Linked DNA regions of Mus musculus: region 1 is linked to region 2. Evidence: chromatin loops called from intact Hi-C (ENCODE). Cell type or tissue: heart. All regions are shown on one strand.

Region 1 (8,000 bases), 62 kb after region 2:
TGAACACACCCTCTGAGCCTGGCACAATCCCAAGCCCTTTAAATGTGAGGTTATCATTGTCCCACGAAGTGGGCGCCATTTCCTAGTTTTTATGTAAGGAAACAGACAGAGGGAGCTTTGCAGGGGAATGTGTGTCCTGTCAGGGTGAGACTGGGACCCAGGAAACACACTGTTCCATGCCCACCCTAGATCCCTCAGCTGGCAGAATTAGCAGTTGTATAAAAAGTTCAATTAAAGTTGTTAAGGTTTAACTCTGTCACTGAATAGCACTGAGTATTTTAGAGAATGAAACAATGTGTTTTAAATATTAACATTTCAGACCTCACTTGTTAACATTATTTTTAAAAAATATTTAAATTTGCCAGGCAGTGGAGACATACACCTTTAATCTCAGCACTCAGGAGGCAGGCAGATCTCCAAATTCAAGGCCAGCCTGATCTACAAAGCGAGTATAGTACAATAGCTAGACCTTCAATCATTCAGATCCCACGTTCTTTCGACTACTGTGTTCAGGTGACACCTGAAACCAGTAGAGTGGATGACGTATAAATAAAACCTCTTCCGGCTCTAAAACCCTCTAGTCTCTTGCTCCGGCACGTGGGTTGGAATCATCATTCCCCCTAGGGACAGAGGGTGAGTCTGCTATAGTAAGTGAGCACTCAGAGAGATGAGGTGGTCCGACTTTGCTCCTGAGCATCCAGAAACCGTTCGTTTAATAGGGGGCTCTACAACTGTTACAACCCGGCCCCTCTAGTGGGAGGGCGTGGTAATGGTCCTTCACAGATGGAAGCAGAAGTTCTCGGTTGTTTAATTCCAGAACACCTCTCTGGGTCCTTGAGGGTCCTTTTCCACCCTATTTACAGGTCTCCTGTCATATCCCAGCATCTGCACACAAGCTGTCCCTTTCCGGGACACTAGTGTACATGTGTGTTTTCCATCTGTCTTCCTCCACATTCCTCCATCTATCTTACCCCGCCAAAGCCAGGTTTTATGACACAGTGTAAATACTGCCTTTGGAGGGCGATCCATTACATCCTAACCCTTACCAAACAGCGTTTTATAGCCACTGAAGAGCAGGGTGTCTGGCAGCCATGGCATGAGACTGAAAACATCACGCTCCAGCGAACTTTGTCATGGGAAGCTCCTCCGAGACCGGGCTATCTGGTGTCTACCCCATCTCACTCTAGTCCCTAGCAGCCGCTGCAGCTCTGGGTGTCAGCCTTGACGGCCACCACAAGTTGTGCAGTCCCTCCTAGCGTAGCCTGGCTGCAGAGGCAGCTACAGTGAGAAAGAGGGAGCGGAACTCGGAGGTGACACCAGAAGTCAGGTCCTCTCTGCTGTTTCAGAAGTTGTCGGCTCTGAGCCGTGGCCCAAATGATGTGTTACATCAAGTTTACACAGGGCATCAAGTTTTCTAAAGATGAAATCATTATAAATCCTGGCAGTTTTCTGGTGTAATTAAAATGTCTAACAGGAAACCCCTGGGAAACCAGATGCAGTTTTACTGTTCCTAGAGCCGACGGTGGCAGTGTTTCTTGCCAGCTTTCGTATCTTATGACCTATAAATTGCTCTTAATAGCTAATCTGTCATCCAGGCTTCTCACATCAGAAAGCTTGTTTCCTTATTAATCTGTTCATTTGCATCTGCAAAGGACATTTACAAATCCTTCGTTTGAAAACATTGCCGTAGAATGCTGGCCATTATAAATAATTCATCGCCTGTGATAGAAGCTCTTACGCCTAGGTAATAGATCTTTGTGACATTATATTATTCTTTCAACCCTAATATAATTTGGATAAAAATAATTTTTATGAAAGTCCTCTGGCTGCCGGGTTACCATGGAGAGGCAGTAACTATTACTAATGACCCTGTGAGCTCAGAGCATAGACTCAAACCAACTCTTGTGCTAGCAAGGCAGTCAGATCTGCATACTGTTTATACAATAATTGGGTGATATTCCTCCAAGCTGAGGTTTGGAGTTTGGGACGGTCTGATTTGACCGACTGTGAATAAACCTGACACCAGCCATGGGCCGCGGGCGGCATGAAAATGGCTGTTGGTCTCACACACCTCCGTCTATGTGGCCCAGCCTAGCTTCCTGTCTCTGAGGCTGTTTGCTCTGTCTCCTCTCCTCCAGGAAGTATGCGTAGAAGCCAGAGCAGGGTGTGAGAGGGAGCCACTACGCTTGATGTGAGGCTCAGGTCAGCTCGCTGGCCGAAGCCAGGGTGGTGGACACACGTTTCTATATTCTGTCTGGCTATTAAAAGGGAAGCCTGCGGTCTGACCATCAGCTTCCCAGTGGCACGAGAGAGGGAAGTGTGGTACTGCTAGCTTGATGCTTTCTTTAGAATAAGGCCACACCAGCTGCCTGGTAGAGGTGCTGAATTCTGTACAGGTTTTGCCATGGAATAGTCAGTCATTGGGTGGGTTCATGGGCACTGATGGAGAAGGTGACAGTCTTTAAGCACTGAGTGACACCCTAGGAGGCCTCGACCATCATCGACCCCCCCCCCATAAGAATCACATTATCACCTCAGGTGCTCAAGTCTTAATGTTTCATAAATTAGACGTACATACCATTTAAGACACAGCCCAGGAGAACGCGGTTCAGTCTGCAGGCTTCTCGTGCCTTGGCTTCTATTGATTCTCCCGAAGTAAACCCATGGCTCGGAGAAGCCCGGTTGACCTTTGCCTCTAGATTCATACAAGCTTGTAGAGATTAGCTAATGCTGATTTAGGTGCCCGGTTCTTCTCAAATGTGGTTTTCCTATAAAAAGGACTAAAGTTCCAATGCAGAAGTGTATGTCACCGGCACGGAACTGGGCCGATAGAGTTTTCATAGCTGACTCTCCCCGGGATGTCTCCTGGAGAGTAACGTTACTCGTTTATACCCGAGTATTAGTCAGGATTGGCGGGCCATGGGGTAATAAGCAATCCCAGTATCTCAGAGGCTTAAAGCAGAGCTTCCTTTCGTGTGCCCACTCTGTGTCCACTACAGATGAGCCAGGGGTCTCGTACACGCTGTCATGCTTCCTACTTGCGGATCAGTTCAGATGGAACAGTTGTAGCAACAGAAGAAAGGATGTGGTGATATGTCCTGCTCTCACATTGTCTCCGTTTTCCAGGAGACAATCGTGTGCGTTAGCCGAGGCAGGTACACAGCCACCTCCAGTCAGCTTCACACGGGCTGGGGAGAGACGTCCCAAGGACTGCCCTCGGTCAGTACTAACACGGGTGCCATGTTAGTTAGCATTGCTCTCCTTAGCCTGTGGCTCTCCCTCCTGCCGTGTGCCGGGCTCTCCGTGCAGAGCTTGAGCCATGGATACCAGGACTGGAATTGCCGCGTGTGTCCCTGCCCAGCGGTATTGTTAGTACTTTTAGGATGTCACACCTCTGTGCACACAGATTTGTCTCGTCACGTGTCAGGTTTGACATGATGATCATCAGATGAAGCTGTGTGTGGAAAAGCCTTGTATTGTCCACCCTAGGTATAGACTCGCCCAACCTGCCTCTGTTTGAGCTGTTTCTGTTTCCTGTAACTACCCACCCACCCCCAAGGGGGGAAGTTCTATCTATCTATCTATCTATCTATCTATCTATCTATCTATCAACTGCCTTATTTTAGAGCAGAAAACTGAGGAAATAGGGTTTGCACACTGTCACCTCCTACTTCCCCTTCATTGACATCTTCTGTAAGGTATATATCTCATAAATGATGAGCCGGCGTTGATGTATTGTTAGCTGAAGTTGACATTTACAGTAGGGCTCACTCTGTGTTGTAAATGTAAATGTCACATATCCGCTATTGTATCACACAGAACAGTGTCAGTGCCCTAAAACCCCCGTTATGCCACCACTCACTGTCCCCAGGAACTTCTTCACTCTGAAGCTTGCCTGGTCCTGAATGACGCAAGCGGAAAGGAGCCGTCTCAGGCTGGCCTCTTTCACCGATGCGTATATCTCTGGTTTCACCTTTTGTCTTGTGGCTTTACAGACAAACTCAGCCTCACATGGCCTCACAAACGCCACCGTTTCAACATTAACTGTTTGAAAGTCTTTGGCTGTGTTATTTTGGTTTGGAGGTAAGGCCTTGTGAACTCAAGCAATCAATTCTCGTGTGCCGGCCACCCGAGGGCTGGAACCACGGGGCTGTGATTTGGGAGGCTGTAAAGCCTGAGGAAATGGAGCCTGACTGGAGGAAGCGGGTCACTGGGGCGGGCCTCACTCCACTTCCTGCTCGCTCTCTGCTTCTTGACTCCAGATGCACTGTGCCCTCACCGTGGTGTTCTCCTCAAACCCACATCGCCTCAAACCTTAAGGCAAAACTAATCCTCCCTTCAGCTCCGCGTGTCAGGTGTTCTTTAGTCACAGCCACAGGACAAGTGACGTAGCCATCCCTAAAACAAGGGCAGCTGTTCAGGCAGACATTTGCAGAGTGGTAATCTGGGTACGGTGCTGCCTGCTGTTTGTGAGGGAAAAGGTGCTGCCTGTCAGGATTTAGCTGCTTCTGCTGTCTTGGTAGCTGTGGTGGCAGGGTTTTGTGATATGTCACCTGGCCCTCTTAGCACATCTCTGAAATTATGTGCTAAGTATGTTGGAGATAAAAAGAAACTAAAACCTACAAGTTTAAGCACCAGCCAAACCCTGACCTGGGCTTTCCAAGCCTTACAAAGTATTAATATACATGTCTCACAAGGGGAGGGGGTACCTGGAGTTCTGTGTACTGTGATTGCATGCATTGTAGCCTCACAGTCTGCCCTATGTCCTATCCCAGAGCCTGTCCATGTGTCTGTGTTCCTTCCCTGGGCTTTGGTACCTAACTGAGGCCCCAGGTTTATGAGCACTGAACCGCAGGGAATACCTCACCCACGTGGGCTTAGGTAGTAAAAGGGAGAATCAATATTTCTGCGACTAACTGCAAATACAATCCCCATCTCCCCAAGTACATGCAATTAATCAATTGGTAAGCACACCAAATATTCCTTAGGTAACCGTGCAAACTATAACCACTATGAAAAATGCACACTGTAAGGACAGGAGGAAATGTGTGCATTGTCAGGACAGTGTTTAGTGTTCATGTCACCAGTGTGGTTCTAATTTGGATAGCTTAAACCTTATTTTAGTTCTCAAACTCAAAACCCTTGAAAATGGGTTGATGTGTGAATAAATTTCTAGCTCTAGCTTGAGCCTCATGAAGCTTGTCAGGGTGACGGGGTGGCTGGCCCCAGTGCCAGAGCCTGTAGCTCGGAGCGGTGCTTTGGCAAAAACACAACTCATTTATATCACATCGAAAGAGAAAGCCATTGTCTTCCTCTGCCAGATAGTTTGCTAGTGATGCTTTCTGGCTGCATTTTAGTATTCAAATACAGATGTTCCCAGATGTGCCCTCTGTGGGAAGCAGCTGCTGCTTTTCTGGCACAGAAACTGCAGAGAGGTCAATATACAAAGGCAGCACAAACCTCAGTACAGACACAGTGCCTGTGTGCAGTGGGCCTGGCGTTCCCAGGCGGCAGGGGGCCCTCGTACCCCCCTTAATAACCTGAAACTGTCTCAGATTTACCCTTATTCTTCAGGAGTAGAAACAAAGACAAGTGATTAATTTCAAACACACTTGGCTGATAAATACCATCACATGTTATTTGCCCGGGGACTGTAAAACACTAGATTTTATTTCCTGCGAAACTGATAGGAATATAGATGTTCGGCTGCGATTACTGACGTTCACGGCGGCTGCTCCTAGTGGCTGCCTGGTAACAGCCCGGCCCCAAGTGGCTTGGGGTCATCAGTGCCCACACACCTTGGCTGTGAGTTCACAGAGCACTGCATTATTTACTCTGGCACGATCGGGCATGAGCCTGTTGGATCCCAGCCCAGCCCTTCCAAGTGTGTACAGTGTTGTTATTAGCACCATTTTATAAATCCAGAAGACGAGATGAAGTTAAATGACTCTGGTGCTTAGCCTTGTTCGATTTTTTGTTTGTTTGTCTGTGTTTTGTTTTGCCCAGTGCTGAGCCATGAAGCATGCGCTGAACATCACATAGTGCTACCTAGATGTGCGCTGGTAGGACATCACCACGAGCAGTACTGCCTGGCAGCTCTGCACACTAAGGGGAGACCGGCAGGGAAGGGCTGATATTCCATTCTCCTTCCCCACAGCCTGGAGGGAGCGCCTGGCTGTCCCTCTCCTCGTGCCCAGAGAGCTGCAGTGAAGCAGCTCCTGCGTCTTCCTAGCATTTACAGAAACGAAGAAGCAGAAGCGCACATCTCTGGGCCCTCATTTGGAGTTGCCATAAACCAGAAGTTTCCAAGCACAGTGGCACCTGGGGTGCTGTGCCTGCCTGAGCCTTATAAATCTGTCTGTGCAGTGTTCAAGGGCTCATTGCCTCCAACCAGATCTATTCTTCGAAGCTAGCTAGTGAATTATTTATGGATTACACATTTGACAGGGGCTTGGGGCTACATTTGAAAACACTCAGCTCCCGGCTTGTCGCTGTGGAAGGTAGAAATGTCTGTCTGGAAACCAAGGCTCAGAGATATTCAGTGGCTACGAGTCCCAGAGGTAGAGTACTAGAATAGCTGAGCTCAGTGTGTCTGGTCCTGTGCTGCCTGGCTTCCCAGGGAGGGGCCTGTGCATCCTACCACAAGGACAGCAGGCCATAGCAGGTGAGGGTCTAAGCAGTGGCCTCGAGCGTGGGGTTCAGATAGAAAGGAAGCCTGCGCAGAGGAAGGGACAGAAAAGGGAGACAAAAGAAGCTGAGGCCAGGACCTACAGCAAATGAAGAAAAGATTACATGGGTGAGTGTTGGTGCAGTTGGAGCTGCAGAAAGCTGTGGTACAGTAGCTGGCATGGCACCCCCCCTGTCCTCTCCCCCCCCCCAGAGGCCAACACTGTCTCAGTGGCACGTTGCCTTGTGACCTCACTGCTGCCTCGGCCAGGGTCCAACTGCTACACCTGAAATTGCATCTGCTCACACTCCTTTGTTGGAACACATGTGTTGAGAAAGGCAACTTAAAATAGTTCACTTTGCAAACACACCACTCACAAGCACTGTAAGAAAATGGTCCCAGCCCCTGTTAGCAGGAACTGACTGCTACCTCAGAAAGCAAAGAAAACAGGGAAACACATCACTCATGTCTCTGAAATATTAATAAAAGACAGAACACATCTGATAAAGGAAGGCCCCTCCTCTATAGGGGTGGCACTGCAGCACGGCCGCCCTTTAGCCAGAGGCCCCGTGACCAGGATCACTCCTTCATGTTCCAGAGGTGGAAGCAACATGAAGAGAGGGGGCCACATGTCAATTGGCTGCAGGCAGGCACGTAATGAAGCAGAGGAGGGAAGCATGCATGCTTCTAAGCTTGAGAATAAAGGGAAGAGAAGGCCTAGTATTACCTTCCTTTTATATATCTGCAAAAACGTCTTAGAGACCAACGCTCAAGTCTGGCTGCACGCACCCAGTAGGAGGTGGGAAGCCCATAGCCTCTCCTTTGATGCTCTGGTTTTCCATCTGCTCTGTGCCTGTGTACTATACTAGCACAGAGTCGTTTTCAACTAAAACCTCTGATTTCAGTCTGGTTTTTTTTTCCCCCTGTGGTGGGATTGAACTTGAGGCCTTGCACCTGCTAAGCGAGTGTTCTACTGCCGAGCTACACCGCTGGTCCCATTAAGACCTTGAAGATTTGACATAGATGGCTGGTGGGCAGTGTGTGGGGTCGTGGCAGGTAGTCCTTCCCTGTCCTGAGAGGCCGTTGCTCAGAGACTCCGGAAGGTAAAGGAAAGCTGGAGTCCCATGAGCAGGAGAGGCATGGGCCAGCCAAGCAGGGCTGCCGTTCCGGGGTGTTGACTGGATTCCTCCTCTGATTATGATCCAGGTCTAAGCCACAAGTCACCTGAGGGAGTAGGATAGGACAGTGGAGGGTCCTGGCTCCCGGGATTATAAGTCATGGTGGGAAGTAACCCCCTCAGTGCCTGCCATTGGCTTTGGGAGAGTGACATGCA
Region 2 (8,000 bases):
GACAAACTTTCTCTGACAAGGCCACACCCCCTCCAACAAAGCCACTCCCCCAACAGTGCCACTCCCTAAACATTCAATGGCCTATGGAGGCCATTCTTTTGTCTTGTTTTTATTTTTGAGACAGGGTTTCTCTGTGTGACCATGGTTGTCCTGAAACTTGTTCTGTAGACCAGGCTGGCCTCCAACTCAGAGATCCACTTGCCTCTGCCTCCCGAGGGCTGGGATTAAAGGTGTGCACCACTACCACCCAAATTATGGGGCCATATTCCTAGCATGTCTGTGGTGACAACCATAGTCATTCTGTTTCATATGCCTTTATGGTTGCTGATGCTTGATGTGTTTTCATATGCCTTAAACCATTTATGTCTTCTATACATGTATCCAGGGGCTAGAGAGATGACACTCAGCTGTCAAAGTATTTGAAAAGAACCCACATGGTAGCTCTGGACCCCCCACCTGGTACCCAGAAGGAAAGAGCTGCAGCTCACATATACTAACTGTCGTATCCATTGGGTCAGCACACACCACATGTTGTGCCTTTGCTGTGCAGATTAGGAGGCGACCATTGCTCTCATCCTTGGAGGCTCTACCCTCCTGTTCCAGGCCAAAGCTGGTGATGGAGGCTCGTAGGCTGGAGAATCTAGGCAGTGGCAGGAGCCTTAAAGCTTCCTCAACTCGCAACTTCCAAGCAAGTTTTAGAAACTAGAGCAAGTTTTAGAAACTAGAAAACACAACTATATCTGATTCACTCCCCTTCCTTTTTGCAGTTATCTCTGCTGTTAAGAGACTAAATTCTAAAACTCACATCAGTGAGGGTTCCTTTTACAGGCTCAGCACGCTACTCACAAAGGATCTTGTAAAGTGAAATACGACTCTTCATGATTATGAAAGCGAGGTGAATTATGACTGCCAGAGGCTCCCGGCACCTGTGGGTTTGCCAGGCCAGGAGAAAACGGAGCTTCTGGGTCTGCGTCAGCCGCAGGAAGTTACTTAGATGTCTCCCAGGGACCCCCCTCCACCACTGCACTGTCTCCAGTGCTGTTTCCACACAGTGTGTATTATATAATCTGTACTAGTGGTAGTGTGAAATCCATTAAAAGGTCTGTGGTATGTGTGTTGTGTGTGCATACATGTGTGTAAGACAGAAAGAATGTGTTTGGGGGTCTTTATTTTACTTCTAGTAGTTGAGGGAGTAGATTAAAATGTAAAAAACATTCCGTTTGAGCCTAGAGCTCTGTCCTCACGGGGAGTATTGAGTTCACAGGGGAAGGCTTGGCAACCTTCTCTCTGTGTCTCACAGACCTTTGAGAAATGATCAGGACAGTTACACAGTAACTCAGGTCACCTGAGACAGCAGGACTTGAAGGAGAGGCCGTTGGACCCAGTGCCGAGGGTGAGGTCTTTACATTATAAATCAGCTGAGTCAGACCTCTTAGGCCCGAGGCCAGTTATCAAAACTTCTCTTCAGCCCGCTGATAAAACAGTGATGACATCAAAGGAAAGAGCATGTGCAGCAAGTTTGCATGAGGCTGCTGCAAAGCAGTGTGCTTGCAAAGCAGGCCGCCTGCAGACAGTCCACTTCCCCCTATAAAACTCTGCATCATCACCACCACCATCACTACCACCATCCTCACCATCACCATAACCATCACTACCACCATCCTCACCATCACCATGCCTCCTATCATATTTCTCCCCGTCCTCTTGTAGCCACCATGTCTTAGCTGATGGAATTCTCGCTTGCTCAGACAGTGGCCTTCTCCTAGGGTGGCTTCCCACAGTGAATGCTATAGAATAAGGCCATTGGCTGAGCATAAATTCAAGGTCACTAAGAGTTTAAGGTCATCCTCAGCTACCTGGCAAGTTCAAGTCTAGCCTGGGCTACATCAGACTTGGCCTCAAAAGAAACTCTGGTATTTCTAAATCTCTTAAAGTAGTCCCTTACTTATTTATTGAGACAGAGTCTCACTTTGTGGCTCTTGCTGTCCTCTAACTTGCTATGTGGCTCAAATTGCCATCAAACACACAGAGATTACCAGCCTCTACCTCCCAAGTTCAGTAACTGATAGCACTACACACACACACACACACACACACACACACACACACACACACCCCTCTAGACATATAAACAACAATTTCTTCACTACAGAATACCATTTCCAGCAGGAGAGCTGCAGTGCCTCCCTTCACACATGAGAGGAAAGTACGTTTCTTGTAAGAGGAGCATTGAGCATAAATGTGCATGTCTGTCAGGAATGGTCGAGGCTCGGCACAGTAGGATGGCCGCATTGCTGGAGTCAAAAAACATTCCGCCCTCCTACACCTGGGCGAGGTTTCTGGTTCCTTCGGTGCCTTGAGATCCTGTGAGAAAACAGGAAGAGCACATCAGTAAGATGGCTTTAGCAGGCTGTAGCACAAACTGCACACCGGTTTTATTGTTTGGAGCAAATCATGACGTAAAGTCATTCTGTCCTTGTTGAAAGTGCAATGCACACACAGCTAGAAGGCCTCCAGAGCTCGCAGAGCAGACCATGGTTGTCTGGAAAGCTGCTTTAGAAACAGGGGTTACAGAACTGAGCTCGGTGTCCCCGCAGAGCTGTGTCTCCCGTCCTGTGGATTAGTAAATGTGTACTCTGCCGAAATGGACTTTAAGAGCCCTCTAAATAGAATTCAGGGTTCTTTCTCTCTCCCCCTAATAAAAAAGTTTGTTTATTTATTTGTTTATTTTCTTAATTATGACTGGGAACATAACTTAGTTTGCAGAGTCTTGTTGGGTGCAAAAAGTCCTGAGCTCGCTCTCTGGGGCGGTGCACACGGGCATCCGGGCACTCACACCAGCATCCTGGCACTCAGAAGGCAGACACAGGTGCTCGGGTATCTTCGCCTTTATGGTGAGTTTGAAGCTACTCTGTTTTAAATATCATACAAACATTTTGACTGGCGTAGAAATCAAACACATTTATCGGGAGTGTTGCATTTATAGGCCTTCTCTTCCTGTGCTGGGGGCTGAGGCCGTGCACACGCCAGTCAGACGCTTCACCATCGCTTCTCAGTATTGGTATCATTGACTGCTGGGAGCCATAGCTACCCTACTGTACTCTAAGCATCAGGAGTCAGTCCTCTTCAGAGCAGCCTGAGTCCATTAACCACGGTGGGCCCATCCCCCACACAGCCTTTCTCCGGTCTGTCAAGTGACCGGGGTTGTTCACGCACCACAGCCTCCTATGCTTCTGTTTCAGTCTTGTGGGCACTCTTAATAAATAAAAACTCCCTCATAGATCCTTCTGTCTTATATTTGTCTATCACTAAAATCGGTTCTCCATAGAAATGTCTTAAGTTAGATCTAGATAATGTTCTGTAGATGAACTAGGAACGGAAGCTACTGCTTCTCCGGCTGACACAGTCCTTCATGTCTCAGTTGCAAAGAGGAAGTGACTGGAGGACACACAGCTACTGAGCAGGAGGAGGAAGAGTTGTGTGTGTATCGTCACAAAGCATATCTGTGTTTCAAATCGGGTTCTGTTAGGACCCATGTGTTTAAGTGAACTTCTGCTGAAATCCGATGTGTTATGGAGAGTGGATGAATAATTCCCCAAATGGATTTTCTGTGAATTTCGCAAACTAAGCATGCCTTTCTAAGTTCTGCTCACTCCATTGTTTCCAGCTGTTCAGGAGTCCAGGCCACAGGAAGGACGAGGGCTGTCCTGAGGAGCCAGGGCCAGGCAAAGTTTCCTTGGTTTTTGGTTCCTCTTGTACCTCCCCTCGTTCTCAATGCTACTCCACCCCATTAGATCCCTCGGGGCTCCGGCAGCTTAGATTTTCTGTTGCTTGAGCATCCCTCTGATTTGTGGATTCTTTGCAGTGTTTATGGTTTTTTGTTTTTTGGTTTTTTTTTTTGTTTTGTTTTTTTTTTTTTTTTGTTTTTTTTGCTTTTGCAGTGGCCTTATCAGCTCTTCTCACAGGGTGGCCAGAGTGTGGCCTGCTTTGTCACTGCCACCTTGAGATTCACTGAGGCTTGAATTCTGTCTTGAAGCTTTTACCCCATTGCAACATTCTCAGGCATCATCTCTTAAACGCTTTTCTATCCCATGGTTTTTGTCCTCTCAGTCTCTCAGAATTGAGACTGTTTCTAACCTTATTTCTGTTTCCTCCCCCTCCTAGATCACACACTTCTCTCTCTTGTCCAGCTCTTGTATGGGTGTTTGGCTTGCACACACATCCACATGTGCCATTGAACATCAAACCAGAGTCTTCTCAAAGAGTAGACTGTGCTCTGAACCACTTAGCCATCTCTCTAGCACCTATTATTTATTTTTAATTATGTGTATATGTGTGAACATGTGTGTGTGTCTCTGGATATGTACACATGGGTACAGGTAATTTGGAGGCCAGAGATGCAGCATCCCTGCAGCTGGATTAAAAAGGGTTGTGAAATTCTTGGCATGGCTGCTCCAAACCCAGTTCAAGTCCTCTAGAAGGACAGTGCGCACTCTTGGCTGATGAGCCGTCTATCTCTCGAGTCCTGAAATTGTCTTAAAGTACATTTTATTTCTTATTGTCTTATTTTATTATATTAACTTTTATTTTATCTGTTGAGTGTTCGTCTTCATGTCTGTGCACCACATGCTTGCATAGTACCTGCAAAAGGCAGAGGAGGGCATCAGACACTGAAACTGGAGCCGCAGATGCCAATTATCCACCATCTGGGTGCTTGGAAATCAAACCCAGGCCCTCTCAGCCACCAAGCCGGCTCTCTTGCCCCATCTTAATGAGGTTTTAGTTGAACATTTTCATATCACTTACTTCACATCCCACCGCCAAGTTCATGGATCTGTTTCCGTTTTCTTTCCATTTCTCCTGGTTCTGTTGTGCTGGTTCCTTTCATACTGACTACCGACCATGATACCTAAACAGTGCTCAGCATATCTTAGTGATGTGGTCTCTCCTGGGATGGGGGCAGCTTCATTGATATCTGAAAGGCATTTAGAGAAGGTCATCTTAATGGAGAGAGATAAACCCTGGGATGATCCTAACACCTGTTTCTGCCCATTCTCTCAGTTCAGCTTTGCTCTTTGGCTTGGTCCTCACTCTAAGCCTGCGGCGCTACCATTAGAAGCTTTTATTTTTATCTGTGGTCCCAGAAGAACACCGAGAGCAACATTATCAGTGTGTGTGGTTCTTGTCTTCCCCGTCGTCACAGGTGGGCACTGCCTCTGAAGTCTCACAGTGAGACGCAGTGAGGGTGGCGCAGAGTCAGAATGCAGCTTCCATGGTGCAGACACTGTAAGTCATGGCTTCCTTAGTAGCTTTGAGCTAGTTCTATCTGCTGGTGTGGGGGCTGCTGAGCAGCTCTGGGAAGAGTCTGTACTTCTTGGCAGCCACCTCACGCTCACCTTTCTCACTGGATGACTGCACACCTAGTTTTTGCCTCTGCCAAGGGTCTCTGCTCGTCTATCCTGCCCCTAATGCCCATGAAGCTCACTGGTGCCTGAAGGTGGCTGTTGAATTATACAGCTCTGTTCTACTTGTTCCTGGGAGCCAGTTTCCTCTGCTATGAAGCAGTGTGTTGTGTGTGTTTTATAAATGTTTTGATTCCTGATGCTATTTATTTAGTACTACATCTGTGGACCAGATGAAGATCACAGACTGTGCTTAGCCTTCATGTTACAGCAGTGACAGCCAAGGCTCTGACAGATCCACCAGAGGACACACAGACAGCTACTGACTGTTCGGTCAATGGCTTCCAGCTTGTCTATTTGTCTTACCACTGCTTCACTGAAAATGGAGTATTTGTGGACTTTCCTCGTTACCTGAGATTATAAACTATAGTTTTTTATGATCTCAAATAACTCGACCTTGCCTTGATTTGTTTGCGTTGTTTTCTGATGGACTTCATTCAGTGAGAAGAGAGCTCTTGTGCAGGGTCTCGGCAGAGATGGAAGTCCCACCCCTGGTGAGCAGTGTGGGCATGAGACTTGGAATCCATCTTTAGCCCATTGTCAGCGATGACTTGAGTCTGGAGGGGATGACACATAGCACAGCACACTTTCTGCCTGTCTGAGAGGCTGTGATCATAGCACAGCACACCTTCCACCTGTCTGAGAGGCTGTGATCATAGCACAGCACACCTTCTGCCTGTCTGTGAGGCTGTGATCATAGCACAGCACACCTTCTGCCTGTCTGTGAGGCTGTGACCATAGCACAGCACACCTTCCGCCTGTCTGAGAGGCTGTGATCATAGCACAGCACACCTTCTGCCTGTCTGTCTGTGAGGCTGTGACCATAGCACAGCACACCTTCTGCCTGTCTGTCTGTGAGGCTGTGACCATAGCACAGCACACCTTCCACCTGTCTCTGAGGCTGTGATCATAACAGCACACCTTCTGCCTGTCTGTCTGTGGGGCTGTGATTCATAGCACAGCACACCTTCCCCGTGTCTGTCTGTGAGGCTGTAAGGGATACCCATGATCTATAGTCTTTACCCCACCAACAGCTGGAACAGTGTGGCAGCTTGCTGCATGTGGCAGCTATGTCTTGAGCTTCACCTGCAGTTTATGTTGAGAGTATTTGACTATTTCCTACCAGTAAAATCAACTGCTTTTGAATCACTTTATGAATGATGTTTACGAAGTGGAGCTGACTCTGGCTTACGTATCCTTGGAGGAGCTGTTGGCAGTGGCTTTTCTGGCAATGTTTTTTGACTGAGAGTGTCTCCTGTGGCACAGGATTGTGTGAAGTTGTACCTGGGTAGTATATCTTTTAGCCTGTTAAAACAGGTGATGGAAACAGATGAATAGAAAATGACATTAATGGAGAATAAATGTTACTCAATGTTTGACCTCTGTACTCCAAAAGCTACTTTAAAATTTATGGGTTAAGAAGTTTCAATGGTGGAGTGTGATCTGCATTCACTAACAGTCGGCAAAACCACAGGGTTTCTCTGAGTTCTCAGCTCCAGGAGACACACCATAGATGTTAGACAATGTCTCATCCAGAGACTGCTATGTAATAGCATTGCCAGGGCTGTAATTTCCTGTGCTGTGACTTTCCTCATGTCTGAACTTTTGTTTTAGAAAGTAACTCTCAAGGGTCACATTTGGAATTTCTTCTTCTTCTTCTTCTTTTTCTTCTTTTTTTTAATGCAATTTTAGGATTCAAACGTTTCCTCAACCCGAGTGCGTGAGTGCATGAATGTGTGTCTGTCTGTCTTTTTCTGTTTGTTGCCTCTCAACCCCCCCAAATTAAAGGTCTATCAAATGAAGACAGTGAGTAAACAAGAGACAATTCAATCGTTGTTGGGTATGGCATTTAACTGTCACTCCTGCAGGTAGTAGCCCTGCTCATCCTGACTGTTGGCTATGCGCCTCCTTTAGATACGCATTTCTTCATCTCAGTGAAACATCTTTAGAATCACACTGCTTCTCCAAACCCTTCCTGTCTAGCCAGAGCTTCTAAAACCCACATCACAGAACTCTATGTGAAAAAGGACTTCAAGTAGATTTGGCAAGTTGTAAATGAAAGTCCTTGTCACATCCGAAGCTGTAGTATTGTGTCATAGAAGTCAGTAGTGGGGCACTGTGCTGAAAGTCAAAGCTTATCCCCAGACACTGTTGTTAAGTGTAGCTAAGTAGGTCTGCTGAGGACAGCCAGTGTACAGAAATAACTTTAATGAACAAGGCTGGGGACAGTGTTGGGAGACCATGAGACTTGAAAGGAGAAATTAAAAGTAGAATAAAGGATTAAGAGAGCAAAGCAGTGTGCTTCTAGTTGGACCAAGCTCCCTGGGGGACCCTGAATTCAAATTCTTTTTAACATGCATTTGAATTTTAGCTTCCAGAGGCCCCTGATGCCCCTGAGATCCAGCCACTCGCAATGGCTCCTTCATCTCTTGGCCCTTCAGAAGCCTCCAGTTACAGCCTTGAATTTAAAAATAGCAAGGAAATAAGGGAAAATCATAAACCTGGCTATAATAAAATTAGTGCTTGCGCGAAAGGCTA

The links. Hi-C counts contacts between places; a loop is a spot of excess contacts. Peaks named below come from ENCODE experiments on the same cell type or tissue, not always from the same donor. Only the 100,000 strongest peaks of a DNase experiment are listed, where the experiment ranks them.
Region 1: a loop joins it to region 2, with 2.9 times the contacts of the local background. A loop is called at or near these places in 3 of 42 quality-filtered maps.

What each region holds. Positions count from the first base shown.
Region 1 is chr5:111,174,494-111,182,493 of GRCm38, forward strand. All of the region lies in intron 5 of Ttc28 (tetratricopeptide repeat domain 28), which reads left to right. Among named protein-coding and RNA genes, the nearest start is that of Gm35628, 56 kb to the right of the region's middle. In heart, no CTCF peak of the experiment used is centred here; DNase peaks (open chromatin) are centred at 2,184 and 4,188; H3K27ac peaks cover 760 bases; H3K27me3 peaks cover 297 bases.
Region 2 is chr5:111,112,452-111,120,451 of GRCm38, forward strand. All of the region lies in intron 5 of Ttc28 (tetratricopeptide repeat domain 28), which reads left to right. Among named protein-coding and RNA genes, the nearest start is that of Mir701, 110 kb to the left of the region's middle. In heart, no CTCF peak of the experiment used is centred here; DNase peaks (open chromatin) are centred at 2,370, 3,750 and 7,582; H3K27ac peaks cover 539 bases; H3K27me3 peaks cover 2,787 bases.